Regions from separate parts of the Mus musculus genome. Here region 1 is linked to region 2. Evidence: chromatin loops called from intact Hi-C (ENCODE). Cell type or tissue: heart. All regions are shown on one strand.

Region 1 (8,000 bases), 460 kb before region 2:
CTAAGGACTGAAAGCAGGGCACCCCGTGCTCTTCATACTTCTACAGCTAAGTTCACAGCAAGCACTGAAAACACATCCATACAAAATCCCCAACGGAAAATCACAATGTTTTGGTTGAATATCCGAATTGAGTCATTTGAAGTATGAGAGATCAAAGCTGAGAAAAGTCCAAAATCTATGACTGGAACTCACCAAAGCACCCACACTGCCATATATTATTGGGTTGAATAATCTTTTGCAATTATGTTTTCTACAGGGCTGATGTGAAAGAGCTATAAGAGCTTTGCACCATTCGTTGTATTTACTTATATTTTAAAAGCAGTAAATCACAGGTTGAAGGGTGTAGCTTGGTCAGTATAATGCTGGCCTAACCCACAGGCCTTGGCTTGGATCCTCAGCACCACACACTACCAACTGTGTTGGTGCAGATCTGTAATCTCAGCAGGCAGGACGTGGAGGCAGGAAGATCAGAAGTTCAAAGTCACCCTCAACTAGACAGTAAATAACAAGCCACCCTGGGCTATCTGAGAGCCTATCTTAAAAAAACAAAAGCAAGGGCTGGAGATGGCTCAGGGGTTAAGAGAACTGGCTGCTCTTCCAGAGGTCCTGGGTTCAATCCCCAAAACCCACTTGGCAGCTCACAACTGTCTTGTGAGTCCAGTTCCAGGGATCTGACACCCTCACACGAACAAAGGCAGGAAAAACATCAATGCACATAAAAATAATAATAATAAAATAACAAAAATGAATAAATTATTCTTTTTAAAAAACCCATAAATTGCCAGGCAGTGGTGGCACATACCTTTAATCCCAGCATTGGGAGGCAGAGGCAGAGTACAGTGAGTACAGAGTTCCAGGACAGCCAGGGCTACAGAGAAACCCTGTCTCCACCCCACCCCCCTAAAAAAAAGAATGAAATGCTAAAAAAAAAAAACAAAAAAACAAAAAAACTGGCTTTTTGTTGTTGTTGTTTTGTTTTTGTTTAAAACGTTATGTATGTCTGTGAGTGTTCTGTCTGCATGTATGTCTATGTACCACGTGCATGCAGTGCCCACAGAGGCCAGAAGAGGGAGTCAGATGTCAGATCCCCAGGATCAGTTAAACACCTTGGGTGCTGGGACTGTAGCTCCGGCTTCTGGAAGAGCGGCCAGTTCTCTCTTTTTTTTTTTTTTTTTTTTTTTAAGATTTATTTATTTATTATATGTAAGTACACTGTAGCTGTCTTCAGACACTCCAGAAGAGGGCATCAGATTTCGTTACGGATGGTTGTGTGCCACCATGTGGTTGCTGGGATTTGAACTCGGGACCTTCGGAAGAGCAGTTGGGTGCTCTTAACCACTGAGCCATCTTGCCAGCCCCGGCCAGTTTTCTTTACCACCCCACCTCTCTATCCAGGGCTTTTGAAGCTCCTAGGGCTGGTGAGATGGCTCAGTGGGTAAAGACACTTGCTGCCAAACCTAAGACCTTAGTCATCCTTGAAACCCACGTGTTAGGAGAGAGCCTAAGGAAAGAACAGGCTCCCACTTGAAATTATTACACATAATAAATCAGTGATAAACCAGTTCTTGCTGTAGAATAAACAAAAGAAAAAATTTGAGTAGAAAAGGTTACTTTTTTTTAGGGGGGGGGTACACTTACCTTTCAGATGACCTTGCGAAGGTTTCAGTGAGTTAAACCAGGAGGTGGTCACGGAAATGACTAAGGTAAGCAGGGCCAGCAGTAGGAATATCCGGCCACTCAGCAAAATGAGATCTTTAATGCCTTAAGAATAAAAAAAATAATTAAACATGTTTCTTTAAAAGAAAGTTTCTCTTTCCTTGGTACTACTAATAAAGGGCAGATTGTTTGCACTAGAAAGCAGAGTTAGATACTAAATGATACAAGCCTCCTGATTGGTTTCCTAAGTCTTCCAGGGCTCTGAAGTTCAACATGGTGGTCACTACCACAACAAACTGTCAGAGAATCATTCTAGAAGAAGCATCCTATTTTAGGAACACATAGTGTTCAGCTGCATAAGGAAATATTATGAGCATTAATAATGCATAAAACTAGCCGGGCGGTGGTAGCGCACACCTTTGATCCCAACACTTGGGAGGCAGAGGCAGGTGGATTTCTGAGTTCGAGGCTAGCCTGGTCTACAAAGTGAGTTCCAGGACAGCCAGGGCTACACAGAGAAACCCTGTCTCGAACGAAAAAAAAAAAAAAAGTAAAAAAAAGGGGGTGGGCTGGTGAGATGGCTCAGAGGATAAGAGCACTGATTGCTCTTCCAAAGGTCCTGAGTTCAAATCCCAACAACCACATGGTGGCTCACAACCATCTCTAATGGGATCTGACACTCTCTTCTGGTGTGTCTGAAGTCAGTGTACTTATGTAATAAATAAACCTTCTTTAAAAAAAGAAAAGACAAAAAGAAGAAGCTTAAGCTTAAAAAGTCTTTATATACTCCAATCTAGCTTTTTTCAAATTATTTTTATTCTATGTATATTAGTTTTGCCTGCAATGTATGTCTATGTGAGGGTGTTGGTTTCCTCTGGAACCGGAGTTATAGACAGGTTTGAGTTGCTATGTGTGTTCTGGGAATTGAATGGGAGTCCATTGGAAGAGCAGCCAGTGCTCTTAACCAGGGAGCCATCTCTCCAGCCCCTAATGTAGCTTTTCAAAGATCATTTCATTTTCACTTCTCTTGGGCATGTTTCAGGGCATCTGACTCCTTGTCCAGGAGGAGGCAGGCTGGAGGAAAAAGAACTTTAGCTTGGCCATTCACTTTAGAGTCTGGGCAGTGATGACATATTCCTTTAATCCTAGCACTTAAAAGGCAGAGGCAAGCGGATTTCTGAGTTTGACCTGGTCTACAGAGTGAATTCCAGGACTGCCTGGGCTACACAGAGAAACCCTGTCTCAAAAAACCAAAAAAAAAAAAAAAAAAAAAAGAAGCAGAGGTAGGCTGATCTCTGAATTCCAGGCTAGTCTGGTCTACAGAGTGAGTTCCAGGTCAGCCAGCTACACAGAGAAACCCTGTCTCAAAATACAAACAAACAAAACCCAACAACAACACACCACACAAAGTGTGCTTAAGGAGGGAGGCAGACATGGAGACTAACCTGCGGGCTTTTGTTTCTGCTTCACCGTATCTCAACTCTGTCCACAATTCATTCATATTCCTTCTGTTGCCCCAGTCTAAGCCATCCCTGTAACTATTCACTACAGCAAACTCTAACTTGGCTCACTACTCTGCACTATAGCTCCATTCCAAAGCATTCTCCACACAGAATCCAGAATGGCCCTTTAAAAAACTAGGGGCGGGAGGCAGAGGCAGGCGAATTTCTGAGTTTGACGCCAACCTGGTCTACAAAGTGAGTTCCAGGACAGTCAGGGCTACACAGAGAAACCCTGTCTCGATAAAACAACAAAAAAAAAAGAGAGAGAGAGAAAAAAAACTATGGGTTACTATAGGACCTGAAAACATGAGGCAGGAGGTTTGCTTCAAGACACAGGCTAACCTAAGCTAATTGAAGACTCAAAAGACACACATAATAATAAAAACCATGCAGGGTAGTGATGATGCACACCTTCAATCCCAGCACTGGGGAGGCAGAGGCAGGTGAATCTCTATGAGCTCAAGACCAGCCTGCTCTATAAAGTGATTCCAGGGCACCACGGGCTGTTACACAGAAAAACTCTAGAAAAAGAAAAGAAAAGAAAAGAAAAGAAAAGAAAAGAAAAGAAAAGAAAAGAAAAGAAAAGAAAAGAAAAGAAAAGAAAAGAAAAGAAAAGAAAAGAAAAGAAAAGAAAAGAAAGAAAGAAAGAAAGAAAGAAAGAAAAAGAAAGGAAAGAGCTGGAGAGATGGCTAAGCAGTTAAGAGCACTGACTGCTCTTCCAAAGGTCCTAAGTTCAATTCCCAGCAACCACATGGTGGCCCACAACCATTCATAATGAGATCTAACGCCCTCTTCTGGTGTGTCTGAAGACAGCTACTGTGTGTACTTACATATAATAAATAAATCTTAAAAAAAAATCAAAACCACCTCCAATTAGTCACTGATCGTCCTCAATAAATCACAGTGCTCTCAAATGTAAAGATTTTAACAGTACTGTAAACTCAAGTATCCCCTTACTTTTATGTTCTACAGAAGGTGATTAACTGATAAGAACTTTTTAGACTATGGAATGGTTCAAATGTTGCAGGTCCAGAGCCTAACCATGGATTATTATGGGCTTTAATTAGCCCACTTAATAGTCACTCATTGTTCACCTATATGCCTGACCTAACTATGCCTATCACATGGAACCTACACAATATATTAACTTAGCCCACAACCTTCTACCAATCCAAAAGTTTATTTTGTGAGCACCTGAGCCCTCTGCGAGAGGTTTTCCTACACGTTGCTGTAACTCATCTCCCTGATGGACCTACATATATTTAAGGTGTTTTGTGACATTTTTTTGGCTGTTACAATAAAAACTTTTGGAACCGTGGAACCGAGAATTTGAAGTAACCCAAATCCGTATTCTCAGAACACCACGGACATTTAGATTCGATTCCAAAATAAACTCTGACCTGCTCTGGGGCAGAGCGCTGTTTTTTAGGCTAACAGTACCTACAAGTCGTTGTGGCAGTAGTGGAGAGTGAGATTGCAAACAGGGTCTGACTTAGAATAAGATTCTCAGAAATGGTACTTGGGGACTCCCTTTCATCCATTCCTTGATCATGACACAAAGGCTTTCACCTGAAACATGGCTCAGCTATCAGCTTATTTACTTCCGGCTCTCATTACTCTTAGAGGCGAAACAGTTCCTATCTGTCCCTGCGCTTCTCACTCGGGTCCCTTTCCAAGCCGACCCTGGCCAGAGATCAAGAGAACTTTTTCCCGCGGAAATGGAGGCGGTTCCGGAAGAGGGGCGGGCGCGATGGATTCTGGGGATTGTAGTCAAAAGCGCGCGGAGGTCCGCGCCGCTCAGGTGACAACACTCCAGCTGGGAGCACCGAGAGGAGAAAGGCAACACTTACCGAGACTCGGGATCCCGCGCCGGAGCTCCAGACACAAGAGAGGGAGAGCAGAGAGCAAGAAAAGGCCCACGACGCCACGAGAAGCCATGGCGCGGAGGGCTCGCTGGGCGCAGTGCCCGCCCCTTCCGGCCGTGCCTTCCGCGAGCTCGCCCCGGAGGCCTCGGGCTGGGAGGAATGGAGGGAGGATGCTGTGCCCTGAGGCTGGGGCGCGGGCCCGGATGCGATTGCTCAGACGGCGCGGGTCATCTCCTTCGGCTGGGACGGTCCCTGTCCTGTGGATCTGAGGCTGGTCACGATGACAGTGGCTTATCAGACTGTGCAGGTCTAAAAGATGGTGCTCAGAAGACTGAAATGACTTAAAAGGGGCGGTTGACGCTGCGAGGCCCGGTGGCCTTGTGTCCCTTGGGGGTAACAGGGCGTTTGGTTCTTAGCTAACTAGTTACTAAGCATCTTCTCTTCCTAACAGGTCCTGCGGGAAGCTTAAAAGTGGGGTCTGCTCCCTAGTGCCTGTTCCTGCCCCACACCCGCGTGGAGAGTTCCCTAGACCTGCCCCCCACTCACTGTTCTCCCTGTCAATGCCTACACGTGTTACAGTTATGACTTAACGTTGGCCTCACAGTGACTTCCCTGCCACTCCATGACTCAGCTCTGGTAACTTAGAGTTCAGGAATGGAGGGCCTTCCCACTGACAAGATTCCCAACTTGGCAAGTCCTCAACCATCAATACCCCCAGTCGCTCTTCAGTTTAGCTTAAGTTCCAAGTATGTGTAAGTTACTGAATTTGTCCTAAACAAACTCAGCCCTGGGATACATGTCCTGTACAGAGACTATCTGATGTCTGGTGCCATGATAGGAATGTCTGTATAGAGTGCTACAGAACCACGTTCTGCAGTGTGGAGAAGAATTTCCTGAGGAGATAGTGACTAAAGTGTGAAGGTTTGGAGTTTGGACTTCGGACACTTTTAACCACAGCACTAGGGAGGCAGTGGCAGATGGATCTCTGAGTTCAAGGCCAGCCTGGTCTACAGAGTGAGTTCCAGGACTGCACAGAGAAACCCTGATTGAAAAAAACAAAAGAAAAAAAAAGTATACAGAGGAGCGTCCAAGACCTTGGAACAGTGAGCCCTAAATGGGTGAATATGAAACCCTCCCCTTAGGGAACCCCAAAGGAGCAGAGGCAGAAAGAGTAAGAGCAAAAGGGATGAAGGGCACGGAGAAAACAAGGCCCTCCAAAGCAAAAAAGATCGATAAATATGTGAACTCAGTGAACTGAGGCAGCATGCACAGAGCCTGTGTGGATCTTCACCGATAAGCTCCTAGAGCCCAAAGAAGTAGACAGCTATCCCCATCCTTAATCCAGCCACTATCTCCAACTGATAACCACTTGAAAAAGTAAATTCTCTCTCCAGGGAAGGCTCACTTGAAAAACATTTGCGATGGTAGACTGAATGGCCAGCAGTGGATGGCCAATACAACCTTAGAGGTTCCTGCTCTTGAAATGTCATGTCAGAGTCCTGCCTTTTTTTTTTTTTTAACCTCCTTTTACCCTAAAGTTCCTTTGTGTATATATTATGGCTTCCAGTTTAGTGTTTTTATGGCATTCCCAAGTGTGCCAACATGAGGCTTTGATTCTTACACTCTCTCTTGGGCTCTTCCCCTTCCGTCTGTTTTCTCTGATTCTGATGTATTAGTTCTATTTTAATTATCCTTTAGAAGCCTGTTTCATATTGACAGGAAAGGTGTGGATCCAGATGGGATGAGAGGTGGGGAGGACTAGGGGGAGGAGAAACTGTAATCAGGATATAATATGTGAGGAGGGGAATTTTATTTTATGTATATGGTGTTATGCCTATATCCCCTAGAACTTGTGAGCCACCAAGTGGGTGCTGAGAATCAAACCTAAGACCTCTGGAAGAGCAGCCAGTGCCCTTAACCACTGAACCATCTCTCCAACCCCCAAAATGTACTTTCTTTCTTTCTTTTTTTTTTAAAGATTGATTTATTTATTATATGTAAGTACACTGTAGCTGTCTTCAGATGCGCCAGAAGAGGGTGTCAGATCTCATTACAGGTGGTTGTGAACCACCATGTGATTGCTGGGATTTGAACTCAGGACCTTTGGAAGAGCAGTCAGTGCTCTTAACCGCTAAGCAGTCTCTCCAGCCCCCAAAATGTACGTTCAATAAAAGGAAAAAAAAATTTAAGAGCACAATGGCAAATTGGACCTAGGGCCATTGGAGATTGCTTTGTAAATAGGCTATGAATCTTATTACTGAGTATAATAACAGGCAAGAGGATTGTGACTGGTTCAGGCCCCAGTGTGATCCCGTTCAAAAATAAATAGCAACAAAAAAACTTTAGACTCAAAGAGTTCAAACTAGGAGGGCACAGTCTCAAGTCAGTAATGAGAAGGAGGCCATTTGAATTATAACAGGATAGATGGATTACACAGCTGGGTTGACTCATACAATGTTCCCACTGGGGCCTGTGTTGATTCTACATGAAGACAGACAAGGAATTCCTTCAGTTCTCACCAGCTTCATTTTGTTCTGCATTCCTTCTGTTTCTTTCCTTCTTCCTGGGTTTCTAGATTAGTCTAGTGAGTGACACCAGCATGTCTGGTTTTAGACCTTGAAATACAATTTTCAGGTCTGGGGAGATGGCTCAGTAGTTAAGAGCACTGACTGCTCTGCCAGAGGTCCTGAATTCAATTCTCAGCAACCATATGGTGGCTTACAACCATCTGTAATGGGATCGGATGTGTGTGTGAAGACAGTGACAGTGTATTTATATAAATAGAAAATAAAGAAATCGTCAAAACTAAAAGATAATTTAAAAAAAAAAATAGAAATTGCAGCCTGGCAAGATAGCTCAGTGGGTAACACCTGAGTTCATTCCAGAACCCACAGTGGAAGGAGAGAACCAACTCTCCCGAAAGTTGTTCTCTTGACCTACACGCGCATGCACACCTGAGAGTGTTCTCAGCATAGAC
Region 2 (8,000 bases):
GTCTCAATCTAAGGGCACAAGGAGGACAGCTTCTGAGAACTGGGTGGCTCTGGAGGAAGTGGCCACACGCCCACCTCCCACTGATGAGAAAACACCTTCCTCCACCCACACACCCACCTACTCTTATCGTAGGATTGAAGCTATTTTTTCTTTCTGTTTTTGTTTTGTTTTCTAAAGAAGGATCCCACTCTATCTCCTGCTGTTGGACTCTGCCTAGCCCGAGTGCTGGGTCACTCAACGCTATTTTTATTTGTACACAGTGATGAGAAGTAACTCCCTCAGAAAGGAAGGTGGACGGAAGGATCAAGGGGGCAGAGGTGTCACTTTCCAGGATTCTGTGTTATAAACTGTTAATCTGTGGTATATAAACAGTCACTATCTGCTTATAAAAGGCAAGATGCAACACTCTATGTTAAAGGGCAACAGAGGAATAAACAGACTGCAGGAGCGGGAGCGGGAGCAGGAGCAGCTCAGTTGGTGAGCGTGAGCATAGGTGGTGTGTGCAAGGCCCTGCATGGGATTCCTAGTGCCAACGTCTCTTACACACACACACACACACACACACACACACACACACACACACACACACGCCCCGAACACAGAACACAGGCTATCTCTGCCCCTTTGAAGTTGTCCTGACAACTGGGATTACTTAGTGCACCAACTCCCACCCAATTCTATGAAACAGATACGCGTAGCCATAGTTAAACTGCTTAATGTTCCTGACGGATCGATCACATGTACATACCCGCCCAAGAGCTATCTGGATTCTCGAATGAAACACACACACACCAGGTAATTTTAATATGCCTTGACTAGCTTAATGACTGGGCAGTTCTTATCCTTCCTGCTGCTAGCAAACACCCCCCTCTGGTATTTCTGTGTTGAAATCTTTTAAAACCTATATTTCATCTCTGCTACCCCAAACACAATTGGGGAAGTGGCTCATGTGGCCACTCTCCCTGATTCTCACGTGTCCAGGCCTTTAGGTCTGGTCTTTCTTCTTCCCTGTCATAGCCATCTTTGTTCTTTGTTTTCTCCTAGCCCACACAACTCTAAAAGTCTTACCTCAGTCTACCTGCCAAGCTTGGCCATTGGTTCTTTACTGATCAGTCAAAAACCAATTGGGGACAAGGACCTTCAGCGTTTGGACACACAGATTCACAATTAGAACCAATCCCCAACAGATCCGAAGCCTCCAAGGTGAGCAGCGGGGCTCTGGATGGGCTCTCAGTGCAGCTCATTCTTTTCCTGAGATAAAGAACCAAGGGAACTGATAAAGAGAGTAGGGGCCCAAAACAGGGCATGGAGTCCCAAAGCACACAGGCGTATGAGACTGTACAAGTAGCCTTGCTATTTGGGAGAGAATATTCTCAATACACCCACCCCACCCCCACATATATGTATAGTATAGATACATGCCCACACACAAATAGTATAAAATAAATAAACAATCACGACTAAAAATTAAAATAAAGCAAGCACAGAATGGTGGGGCCTGTCTGTGAGTCCTACTCCTTACGGGCCTGACTGTCTAAGTGCAGGGAAAAGCTACTACAGACTAAACACTGTGGCATACTTGAGACCTATAAACACCAGCACATACAAAATCAGTAAGAAGCTTGAAAATAAAACTCGGAGAAAAGCATTCGAACACTTTATGGCTACAGCGCATCTCACATTTCATCAATACACTGTCATTTACCTACCTCATTCCTCAGCATGGCCACTTAGGCATCACAGGCTCCAGGTGCTCAGCAATGCCATCACCAGTCCTGGGTTCTTCTGAGATAACAAGTTCTACACCCTCCAGTGGTAAAAGCCCAAGGAGACCTACAGCTCACTCAATACGGATTTCTATTTTGTTTCAAAATACTCCAAGGGCCACAGTCTAAGTTAGGGTCTTTGTAATTAGAGCCCCAGCCTGTACCCATCCTAGTCTAGAAAGTCTAGACTCTGGTCTCTATCACATATAGGCAATGTGTGTGCTTATGTTCTCTCAAGGGCTGTTTCCACATCTGTAACAGGACGGGAAACGTGGGTTACAAGAAACACTGTTTGAAAGAGATGTCACAGGATCTGACCTGCAGTTCTGAAGGAGAGATTCAGGGGCTGACAGGACAGCCCAGCAAGGAAAGCCACTGCTGCCAAGCTTAGTGAACCAAATTCTATCCCCGAGACCCACACGCTGGAACCCACTCCTGACCCTGACCCCTGACCATGCTCTTGGATGCACACAATATATACAGGAAGACATTAAAAACGACAAGGTTACTGTGTCACGAAGAGCTCAGAATTCCTGAAAACTGAGCAAAGTGGGTAGTTTAGGCCTGAGGACAGAGCAGGGCCTGCTTTCTCCTTTCCTCAGGTGTCATGGTAACAGCTTTTAACTACAGGAGAGCCTTCTGCTTGGTAAGGGATTAAGTGGGACATGGAGATCATTGGAGCCATGACAGGCAGCAGACCTCTGGTCAGAGCTGGGTAAGCAGCCAGAGGCACCAGGCCTCCTGCTGACCCTTAAGTTGGAGCTGTGACAAGCACAATTTGTGAGAAGCCCACCTAAGGATGTATTCTGAAGACTAGGAGCCCCTGGCACTGGTGGCCTGTCTTTCTTTTTTAACATTCCTCTTCCGTGTACCTCTGAAAACAAATGACAATGCTACTTTTTCTTTAAAAATCCATGACAAAGGGCTCCCTGGAGACACTTGCTGAGTTCTATAACGTCACAGATGGTGGATGCTTGAGTGGCACCTGAGGTTGTCCCTGGCCTTGACGTGTGTGCGCACACACACACACACACACACATACCACCCTTCTATTTACAAAACACAGTTTGGCATTGTGGTGCCACCTGCAATCCCAACACTTAGGCGGGGGAAAGAAGATCTGAAGTTCAAGGCCATCCTGGACTTCACAACCAGTTGGAGGCTAGCCTGGGCTACATGACACTCTGTCTCAAAACAAACAAACAAACAAAAACCATAAAAACCAAAAACAAAACAAGTAAAATGAAACAAAGTTATTACATAACAAAATCAAATCAGAATGAGTATTTTTTTGAGTAAGGGTCTCTCTATGTAGTCCTGGCTGCCCCAAATTCAGAGGTGCATCTGCCTCTGACTCTCTGTTGCCCGGCATCTGAACAGTTTAAGCGGATGTTTTCTTGCTGTCATTATTATTTGTTAATCGTGAGTTACTAATAGAACTGGTAACTGGAGAACTGAGTATAAATGTCAGGGATGCTCTCTTGGAGCTAGCACATGGACAGCTTAGGTGAGGCCTTTGGTTTTGACACTACTGCCACCTGCTGGCATCCTGCCCCAACTGCAGGTTGTGGCCCACAGGGACTGAAATAGAGAGGGAAGCCAATCTGCTTTGAGTTGAGAGATGAAAGCAAGTTGGGGAGGCAGTGGGAGGGGGTGCGCAAGAAACTGCACAGCCCCTCGAGTGAGGCTAGCACAGAGCACATGTGACAGCTAAGAGTGTGGTGTGGAGAACAGGAAGAAGGCACAGCTGTGTGCAGTTTCACACTGCAGGCCTGGGACAGGGGGCCTGGCCTTCCGGGCAGCCTTAGCGGCGGGCGGCATGACACCTACCAGACAATCTCCTCCTGGGTGCCACAAACCTTCTACCTAGAACGAGTCTGACTTAGGCCATGTGTAGGGGTCTTAAAGCTAAAATGCTCTTTAAAAACAAGTCCCCATGCCAAGTCCCCTTTCCCACTTGACTCCGCGTGGACCTTCTTGGCGCGGCTCCTGGCAGGGCGGTTTGTATACTTTCTTACTGAGTGTGCTGAAAGCCTCTCTGCCTTATCTCCTTGTTTGGACAAATGTGTCTGGAGTCAGAGCTCCCTTAACTGGCGTATGAGTTATTTTTCTAAACCGCTGGCTGGGCTTCCAGAGCCCTGCCAAGAGGACATTCCTGCATCATGCCTCTTTCCCCTCATTTGGTAAAGGGCGCTCTTCACCTTTGCAAGCTCTGCATACATTTTCATATGTCAACAAATAAACCCAAGCTCTTTCTTTTTAAAATTACACCACTCCCTTGACCCCAGCAGAGGCTCTGGGTTGGGGTGAGCTCTGCTGGTGAGAAGTTCAAGGCCACCCTGGACTTCACAGGGTCAGGTGGGAGTGTCCCACTGTGCCCGGGCTGCTCCTCTTGTGCCATGGGGGTCTGTCCTCACAAGCTCGTGGGCCGGGGCTCCCCTGGGGCCTTCCTCACGTTACATGCCAGCCAACTCTCAGAGGGAGGATTTACAGAAAGTACTTTGTAACAGTCTAATAGAAAACAAGTCTGATCCTATGAAAATGAGCAGGACTCAGTCTGAGCACCTTCCAGTGGCGGTGTGCCTCCCCAGGGCTGGACTTCTATGATTTACCCCCTGCAACAGCCCCTCTGTCACAGCCCCACCCACACACCCCCATTCTGAGACAGTAGGATGTAGGCAGCCCTGACAGAACACACACCTGGCTTCATACTTCTAGTCAGCCTCACTGTTAGAACAAATAAATCAATTTCTAGAAAACCACAGATCCAGTGTAAGGTTCAAATAACTTGAAACACAGGAAAAGAAAACCCTGCCCTCTTCAAACTAATAAAAGTGTAAAAAGATGGGCAGTCCTTAGATTGAGCACCCACACACACTTCTTGGAGCACTCACACACTCCTGTGGAGCACCTCACACACTTCTGTGGAGTACCCACCCACACTTCTTGGAGCACTCACACACTCCTGTGGAGCACCTCACACACTTCTGTGGAGTACCCACCCACACTTCTTGGAGCACTCACATACTTCTGTAGAGCACCTCACACATTTCTGTGGAACACCCACACACACTTCTTGGAGCACTCACACCCTTCTGTGGAGCACTCACACACTTCTATGGAGCACCCACATACACTTCTGTGGAGCACTCACACACTCCTGTGGAGCACCTCACACATTTCTGTGGAGCACCCACACACACTTCTTGGAGCACTCACACTCCTGTGGAGCACTTCACACATTTCTGTGAAGCACCCACACACACTTCTTGGAGCACTCACACCCTTCTGTGGAACACTCACACACTTCGATGGAGCACCCACATACACTTCTGTGGAGCACTCACACACTTCTTGGAGCACCTCACACACTCCTGTGGAGCACCTCACATACTTCTGTGGAGCACACACGTCTGTGGGGCACCCCATACACTTCTGTTTACTGCTCCCCAACTCTCTGGGGAGTAGTTTATCAAGTTCCAACTGCCAACTGCATAGACAACAGGAATGATTTACAACTATTACTCCAGGAACCCGAGCAAAACCAAAGAAAAGCTTGACATGGAAAAGCAAGACATGGTCGGAGAGCTGGAACCAGGTAACTTGGCTCTGATTAAACTTTATAATAGTGTTTATAAAGGAGGAGGGTTTACATCCGAGGTGTTATTTCAGAAAAATAAATACTTGCCAAAAAGTGAAGATATTTTATGCTAAGTGCAACAGTGACAGAAATAATTATCTAAGCCCAAAGTCTGGGAAAAACCACTTCTTTATATACACAATTAAAGAAGCATAAAGTTTGGGGTTAGGAGAGATAAACACTTACAACAATCATAAGATAAAAACGGGGAGACAAACACCGCATAACTGCATCCCTCTCCTGCATCTTTTCCTTGCTTGTTTATTTTTAAAGATTTATTTATTTTTATTTATATGAGTACACTGCTGCTGTCTTCAGTCACACCAGAAGGGGGCATTGGATCCCATTACAGATGGTTGTGAGCCATCATGTGGTTGCTGGGAATTGAACCCAGGACCTCTGGAAGAGCAGTCAGTGCTCTTAACCGCTGAGCCATCTCTCCAGCCCCCTTCCTTGCTTTTAAAATGAAACTGTTTCTAAGATAAATGTAAGCATGTTCACTGCATGCTTAGTGCATATCTGATGCCGAGCATCACTATATGTGTATAGGAAATACACACACACACACACACACACACACACACACACACACACACACACACTATGCATAAAGCAAGCCACTCTGTCGATAAACAGCAAATCATTCCAGCTTTTTTTCCCTAAAGATTTTCTCTATCACTTCTGAGGGAGTAGGTGTGAACATAACCAAAACATGTTCTATGAAATTCTCAAAGGATTAGTAAAACAATTTTTTAACCACTTCATAAGGCTGGGCACGGTAGCACATGCCTTTAATCCTAGCACATAGGAGGTAGGAGTTATATAGTGAGACTGTATGTTATAAATCTATCACAAAAAACTCTTTAATGGCATACCATTACAGATTTAATATTCTAGCTGTATAGTATCAGCTAGTGGTCAAATGCCAGACTGAAAGTGCATGTGGGGGCTGGAGAGATGGCTCAGTGATTAAGAACACTGGCTGTTCTTCCACAGGTTCAATTCCCAGCACCCACACGGCCGCTCACAGCTATTGATAACTCCAGTTGTAGGGAAGCTGGGAGCTCTCCTTTGCCCTCAGCTAGTACTATGCGCATTTGAAACACATAGATACATACATGCAGGCAAAAACACCCATACACGTGAAAAAAATGAAATTATTAAAATAATAAACTAAATACTATCTTTGCCTACATAATTCCAGCATGTAGGGAGGGGAGGAAGACAAGAAAGCCAGAGGAACAAGAGGGGTAGGTGCTAGAGCAGAGCCCTAGGCAGGGGCCATTGTGGGCTCTGAGTGTGAAAAGTCCTGTATGGGCTCGCTGGCAGCACTGTCTTACAGTCTGGGGAAATCTGTAAGAGGCTGAGCCTTGCCGTTCCTAGTCCTGGCCACTTTGTCTCCTGAGTGCAGATAAGGCAGTGTTATACCCTGAGGGGAGCTCTCACCCTCAGGCCTTTCCAGCTGCCACAGCCTGAATCCCTTTAAAGCTGTGATGAGCCCATCACAACCATTCTTCCCTTTTGTGTTCTGACAGTTTCCGCAAGCTTCTGTAAGGCCATTTCAAGTATACATCTGTGTGCTAATGCTGTGGGTATATCTATCCTCTCTATAGATGTACTATATAGCACATATCATAAACTACTTAAAATGAGAAAGAGGAAGGAACCCAAGGGAAGTGTTCCTAGTTAAGGGCACATATGACTTTAGTCTGCCTTTTCTTCTACTTACAGAACAGCTGTGAGCTTGTGTTCCTCCTGAGTGGTGATGAGAGCCACATACACTCTGCAGGTGGCGAGAAATGGAGGACACTGTGACATGCAGGAGAAATCATGGCTTGCGATCTCCTCATGCAAAGTTTGCAGTGAAGACAAAAGTTAAGAGCACAGAAAAGAACCAATCATCTTCCACATCCTGTCAGCTTATAGTCACTCAACAGGTCACGTTTTAAACGAAGTTCCGCCATAGTGGCATGGTCTTCACTGGTCTCGTAAGACAGGCCACTGGCTGGAAGCCTCGACTTATTCCAGGGAAAATGGCATTCTCCACATCCCCCCCATTGAAGAAACTATTGTCAGGCCTCATGATGCACACTTTAATCCCATACTCAGAAGCAGAGGCAGCTGGATCTTCGTGAGTTCGAGGCCAGCCAGGACTCCATACTGAGATCCTGTCTCAAGACCCAAAACCAAACCAAACCAAACCAAGAAACCATTGGTATGTGGGAATAGAAGTGCTGCTGTGTCTGTGCAGGTGACAGGCAGCTGTGACTAAGGATGAGTGCCCATCAGTTAAATCTGCAGGGGCACAGTGCTCAGGAAACAGATCTTACAAACAGGACTGGGTAGTAGATGAGGCACCGGGGACTCGCATGTAAGTTACCCACCATGTGCAGGCTGGTTTCGTCTTGGTGATGGAACTACTGGCCAGACTACACGGTGAGAGCTGAGGGTACTAACTGCAAACTTTCTTGCTCTCACTTCACACTCCCATTCTGCCTGCGATACAACTACTAACTGTCACTCTCCTCTCCTTGCCGGGGAACCCTGACGTCATGGGGACCAGTGTAGCGGCTCCAGCATCAGCTACCTTGTTA

What was found. A loop is a pair of places that touch in the nucleus more often than their neighbours do. Peaks named below come from ENCODE experiments on the same cell type or tissue, not always from the same donor. Only the 100,000 strongest peaks of a DNase experiment are listed, where the experiment ranks them.
Region 1: it touches region 2 in a loop (2.3-fold over the local background); 3 of 42 quality-filtered maps call a loop at or near these places.

What each region holds. Positions count from the first base shown.
Region 1 is chr8:33,636,842-33,644,841 of GRCm38, forward strand. It overlaps Ubxn8 (UBX domain protein 8), which reads right to left and starts at 5,135. Exons shown (of 8, transcript NM_178648.2): 1 at 5,009-5,135; 2 at 1,639-1,761. The coding sequence starts at 5,096. In heart, CTCF peaks have their summits at 1,063 (motif pointing right) and 3,956 (motif pointing left); DNase peaks (open chromatin) are centred at 4,890 and 5,140; H3K4me3 peaks cover 1,931 bases; H3K27ac peaks cover 1,927 bases.
Region 2 is chr8:34,097,851-34,105,850 of GRCm38, forward strand. The region is part of intron 2 of Dctn6 (dynactin 6); the gene reads right to left. Among named protein-coding and RNA genes, the nearest start is that of Dctn6, 6.9 kb to the right of the region's middle. In heart, a CTCF peak has its summit at 3,317 (motif pointing left); DNase peaks (open chromatin) are centred at 3,361, 3,801 and 4,171; H3K4me3 peaks cover 499 bases; H3K27ac peaks cover 3,920 bases.